Regions from separate parts of the Homo sapiens genome. Here region 1 is linked to region 2. A link is an interaction called in ENCODE POLR2A ChIA-PET data of the cell type or tissue named here. Cell type or tissue: Caco-2. All regions are shown on one strand. Each heading gives the region's core, and the rest is flanking DNA. Links, peaks and the distances in the headings are about the cores only.

Evidence for each region. ChIA-PET counts read pairs that join two places held together with the same protein. Peaks named below come from ENCODE experiments on the same cell type or tissue, not always from the same donor. Only the 100,000 strongest peaks of a DNase experiment are listed, where the experiment ranks them.
Region 1: POLR2A ChIA-PET joins it to region 2 with 14 read pairs; 1 of 35 experiments calls an interaction of 5 or more read pairs at or near these places.

Annotation. Positions count from the first base shown.
Region 1 is chr7:101,587,065-101,589,969 of GRCh38, forward strand. It overlaps LOC107986832 (a long non-coding RNA gene), which reads left to right. Exons shown (of 3, transcript XR_001745314.2): 2 at 343-497. Among named protein-coding and RNA genes, the nearest start is that of LINC01007, 20 kb to the left of the region's middle. In Caco-2, for the core only: no CTCF peak of the experiment used is centred there; a DNase peak (open chromatin) is centred at 1,287.
Region 2 is chr7:101,995,947-101,998,851 of GRCh38, forward strand. The region is part of intron 2 of CUX1 (cut like homeobox 1); the gene reads left to right. Among named protein-coding and RNA genes, the nearest start is that of CUX1, 180 kb to the left of the region's middle. RefSeq lists enhancers at 1,892-2,579, 2,580-2,905. In Caco-2, for the core only: no CTCF peak of the experiment used is centred there; no DNase peak of the experiment used is centred there.

The DNA.
Region 1 (2,905 bases), core at 98-2,597, 410 kb before region 2:
TTCTACCTTCTCCTTGGCCTGTGCCCCTGTGAGCTGTTTTGTTTTCAACAAGCCAACCATGCAAAGAGCAGGCAAAACCTCACGGGGTTTGGAATCAGACGCGGTGGGCTGCAATGGTTCTGTAATTAAGAGATTTCAGCCGAGTTCTTTCTCTGGGCCTCAGCGTGCTCATCTGCAGGATAGAGATAACAAACCCTACTTCCTCAGATTGTATCTCAGTGTAATAATACTCAGGTAATCGACGTAAGAGAAACCCCCAAAACTCAGTTGCTTAACCCAATGTACAGGTTTGATTTTTGCCCCATGCAAAATCCAGTATGGCAGCTTCCTTCTCTCTTACAGCTTTGTTTTCTGGAGTGGATATTCCTCTAAGATCACCGCGGCAGGAGAGGAGAGAGACAGAAAGAGGACCTTGGCTCCTAACTGCTCCAGTCCAGAAGAGATGCAGTCACTTTCTGCTCACATCCTATTGGTTGGAACTGGCCACATGACTCCAGGTGAATTGCAAAGGATGCTGGGAGGTAGAGAAGCACATGGCTAATTGGTGAACATTTGCATTCCTGCAAGAGTGGTTGTGAGTGTTCAATCACATGCAGTTCTCGGGGCAGGGCACCGAAGGGGTCTAGCAGAGCTTCGGGATGTCAGAGATGAGCCTAAAATAAGATTGGCCGGGCGTGGTGGCTCATGCCTGTAATCAGAGCACTTTGGGAGGCCGAGGGGGGCGGATCACTTGAGGCCGCCTGGGCAACATGGTGAAACTCCGTCTCTACTAAAATACAAAAAATTAGCTGGGCATGGTGGCACCTGCCTGTAGTCCCAGCTACTTGGGAGGCTGAGGCAGGAGATTCACTTGAACCTGGTAGGTGGAGGTTGCAGTGAGCTGAGATCACTTCATTGCACTCCAGCCTGGGTGACAGAGTGAGACTTTGTCTCAAAAATAAAATAAAATAAAATTTTGCCTGTGACCTGCTCTGGGCTGGGCAGCAATTTTTGTTCCTTTGGAATCCAGGCAGGACCCAGAGGTCAGCCCTGGATCAGAGGGACTGTTCCTCCTTTCTTCCTTCTCCCACCCTAAGGATGAAATCTGTTGCTTGTCCTGGTGGAATTCTCTTTTTCCAGCTCCCATTCTCAAAAGCACCCCATAAAATACCAAAAATAAACACTGTTCATGGCTTCCATTTGGGGAGGATTTATCTTTTTCCTTTAATACTTCTTACCACAACATACCAGTCTTTCATCTTTGCATGCCTGGGTCTGTGACCCTACCCTGGGAGGCAGGCCAAAGGCGGTGTATGCAGGCCTCTTGGGTCAAATGAGGACTTACCCCTCTGAATGCTGAGGAAAGCACAGGGGACTGTCTGGGGAAGGCAGCACGCAGTGAACAGACAGGGAGATGCTGGGTCTGGGCCTGGAAGGATGCGTAGGAGTTTGTCGAGTGGCAAGGTTGAGGGAACAGACAGGGAGACATTGGGTCTGGGCCTTGAAGGATGCATAGGAGTTTGTCAAGTGACAAAATTGAGTGTGTTCCTGGCAGAGGGAGCAAAGTGTGCAGAGAGATAGGAATGGGAATGGACTGGCGTGTTCTGGGAGCAACTGGAAGTTCCGGAAGTCTGGATGTTAGGGTTCCTGGGGATGGAGAGGCCAGGAGGACTGGGTTGTGGAAGACCAGACTTTATCTCCAGGACAGTGGGGAGCCAGGGAGCAGTGCAAGTGAGGCGGGGACGTCCCAGGACACCTGTCCACCACGGCCAACTTTTGTGACAGCACTGACTCTTGTATTGGTGGCAGGGTGGCTTGTTTTCTCCCCACATTTCACTTCCTGAGCAAAGGCAGTCTTGCAAGAATCTGAAAGGAGGCACCACATAAAATGACTCTTTTTTTTTTTTTAAGTAAAAAGTCAACAGTTCCGTGATCTTTGTAAAAATTAATCAGGAACACATGCGTTCTATTTTTCGTAAATTGCAAGGGATCAAAAGGAAAGGAAAATGCTCTTAGGGTGAAAGACAATGGGAGTTCCATCACCAGCTGGAACACTCCACACACTGTCTTGGAGTTGGGGGGCCTTCCCTGCACCCGGCGTCCTGGTGTGCCTCCCTGGAGAGAGAGCATGGGCTGGGCACGAGATATGGGGTGGGCTTAGATACGACCCAGACCTGAGATGCTCCCAGACAGGAGCAGGGGACCAGGCCCAGCAGGGGGCAATGACAATCTCTGGAGGGACAGTCCAGGGCCGAGGGAACCCAGAGAAGGCCTCTAAGTGTCTCAGACACAGGAGGAGGAACAATTGGAGAGGAGACCAAATGGGTGGGCTGGGGATGTATTAAGACTGTCTTTTTTTTTTTTTTTTTTTTTTTTTTGAGACAGGGCCTCTTTCTGTCACCCAGGCTGGAGTGCAGTAGCACGATCTCAGCTCACTGCAACCTCTGACTCCTGGGTTCAAGCAATTCTCCTGCCTCAGCCTGAGACTGTCTAGAATGTACAGCTAATGAATCTCTATTTTTCTCTTGTACTTTTCTCCCTTACTATCTGAGGATGGGGGCACAATGGCAAAAGCCCTGGGCACAGAAAATCAATCCAGCTTTTCTCTTACAGTGAGGCCAATCCCATACTTTGTAGGGTTTTTCATTTTTTTTTTTCTTTTTGAGATGGACTCTCGCTCTGTCACCCAGGTTGGAGTGCAGTGGCACGATCTCGGCTCACTGCAACCTCTGCCTCCTGGGTTCCAGCTGTTCTCCTGCTTCAGCCTCCTGAGTAGCTGAGATTACAGGCATGCGCCACCACGCCCTGCTAATTTTTGCATTTTTAGTAGAAATGGGATTTCACCATGTTGGCCAGGCTGGTGTCAAACTTCTGGCCTCAAGGGATCAGCCCGCCTCAGCCTCCCAAAGTGCTGGGATTGCAGGCG
Region 2 (2,905 bases), core at 97-2,596:
TCCTAAAAATACAAAAATTAGCCGGGCATGGTGGTGCACACCTGTAGCCCAGCTACTCGGGAGGCTGAGGCAGGAGAATCGCTTGAACCCAGGAGGCGGAGATTGCATGAGATGAGATCGCGCCACTGCACTCCAGCCTGGGCAACAAAGAGCAAAACTCCATCCAAAAAAAAAAAAGAGAGAGAGATGCAGGACCATCTGCCTATGTTCCATTTTGGTGATGATATCTGACCTTCTGGGAGAGAGAACATCTTACCCCACAGACCCAGGAAGGCATGCACATGAGGATGGCAGGAGAGTGGCTGTGGACACTTCCTGTGTCACCATCCTCTGCTCTAGGTGTGTACTGGTCACAGGCACAGGACAGAAGGCTCCCCAGAGTCCGATCCCGTCTCTTGAGCTCAGCTGGCTATCCTGGAACCCCCCAACCCGCTGACCTTTGGAAGTGGACAGCAGCCCACGCCTGCAGGTGGTCCGGCCCTGCTGTGCAGCCCTGTTACAGCACGTTGTGTTTTTCTGGCTTGTCTCTGCCAAGCCCCATGTGACCATGGAGGGGGCCCCGAGCAGACCTGGGGGTGGCGGTACTGAGGCAGAGGCAGGCGCACAGTGGTTTCCAAGGGAGAAAATGAATTCATGATCTAAAATGCAAAACCTTAATTATGCCTGACTCCTTTCCTCCCTCCCTCCCTCATTTCTCTCCCTCCCTCCCTCCCTCCCTCCATCCATCCTTCCCTCGTTTCCTTCCCTCCGTCTTTTTCCTTCCCTCCCTTACTTCCTTCCTCTCTTCCTCCTACCCTTCATTGACCTTTCATTTTGTGACTTTGTCAAATACAGCCCCAGGCTATCTTCTCTTTCTCCTCTGCTCCAGGTTGTTTTCTCTTGCTCCTCTGCCGCATACATACCCTTCCACCCTGCGTCTGCCCATGGAAATCTCGTGTCCCCTCCAGTATTCCTGCCCACAGTGGCCTTTGTTAGGAAATTCCGGCACAGTCTCCTCACAGGGCAGCCCTTCTGGGAATCGCTCCCCTGCGCTCGTGTGCACTCCCCTGCGCTCGTGTGCACTCCGGCCCAGCCTTCAGAGCTGCTTACCTGGCTCTTGTCTTGTGTCCTCTGACCGCCCATCAGGGCCTGCCCATGGGGCTCTGTCTGCAGGGGAGCAGCCCCAAACACAGTCCTTGTCAGCACGCCGATCTGGACCTGAATTGGGCCCTTGCACACACTAGCTGTGGACCGAAGACAAATCAGGTTCTCCCCGTCCCCAGAGTGGGGAAAGCGGTAGTGTGGGCCTCCCTGGGGTGCCCATGATGGTGTAATGAGTGCGTGCACGGAGCCTGCTCCACGTCTCTATGGACATTTCCATAACTTTTCTTTTGGTTTGTTTTTTTGTTTGTTTGTTTGTTTGTTTTGTTTTCTCTGAGACGGAGCCTCACTCTGTCACCCAGGTTGGAGCGCAGTGGTGCAATCTGGGCTCACTGCAACCTCCGCCTCTTGGGTTCAAGAGATTCTCCTGCCCCAGCCTCCCGAATAGCTGGGATTACAGGTGCCCACCACCACGCCTGGCTACTTTTTGTATTTTTAGTACAAACGGGGTTTCACCAGGTTGGTCAGGCTGGTCTCAAACTTCTGAACTCAAATGATCCTCCCGCCTCAGCCTCCCAAAGTGCTGGGATTATAGGCATGAGCCACCAGGCCCAGCTAACTTTTCAATTTATAAACACTAATACCTACTTGTGTCCCGTGGCCTCATCTCAGCCATGTGAGGCCGATGTTGTGCCCATTGTACAGATGGCAGAGCGCAGCTGTGTGTGCAGTGCGGATTGCAGGACTGTGCCTGAGTCTGGGACAGGGTCTTTGCCACAGCTCTTGGGATCCTCTCTTCTCATCAATGTTATCTCAGAGAGCTTTCACTGTTGGATAAGAGGTTGACCCTGGACCCCACCCCAGTGCTGCTGGGCCCTGTGGGCACTCACAGAGCAGTCCTTGCTGGCCTGACTCATATTCCTGAGTCTCAGGGGTTCCTGTGCCACCAGAGAACGAACTCCCCAACTGTCAGTCACTCAGCTCAGTGCCTGTATCTTAAATTGGGCACCTTTAGCAAAAGTGCAGTGTGGAACTGTGTATCCTGCTGCCCCAGCCCAGGACCTAGCACAGAGCCGGGTACTGTGCCATAATAAGCCTTGGTAAAGGCTGCTGTAGGCTTCACAGTACAGATGGCAGGGCTGTGCCCGGGCTGCAGGCTCCCATTTACCAGATGTGTGCAGTGTGGATTGCAGGGCTGTGCCCGGCTGCAGGAACACATTTACTGGATGTGTGCAGCACGGATTGTAGGGCTGTGCGTGGGCTGCAGGCACACATTTACTGGGTGTGCACAGTGCGGATTGCAGGACTGTGTCTGAGCTGTAGGTGCACATTTACCGAGTGTGCACAGTGTGGATTTCAAGACTTAGAGATGAGACAGCCAGTTCCTGTCCTGCCCAAGGGTCGGGCAGGGATACGCATCAAAGACCCTGGGCATCTTTCCCAGCCCGGGCGGTGCCCCCAGCCATCGCTTCTCAGCAGGACAGCCGGCAGGGCATCTGTCGTCTTCGTCCACCAGCATCACGACCTGTTTGGGGGAGAAGTAGTATTTCCACACCCCACTCAGGGCGATAGCGTTTGAGGAAGAAGAGAAAGAGAGACTTTTGGCTTTCCTGATTTCAATCTTTCTGAAGGTGGACCCATCACTGGTGAAAAAAATTGGTTTTTTTGGAACCAAGAAAGCAGCCTCGGCCTCCAGTGCCTGACCAGGCTCTGGCCAGGGTATAGGATCCTGGCGAGGATGCTGTGCTGTGTTGGGCAGGAAGCCACTTCCTCCCTCTAAACGTCAGTGTCCAGCTCTCTCTTCGTCGCTTTCTTAAGTTGAGGG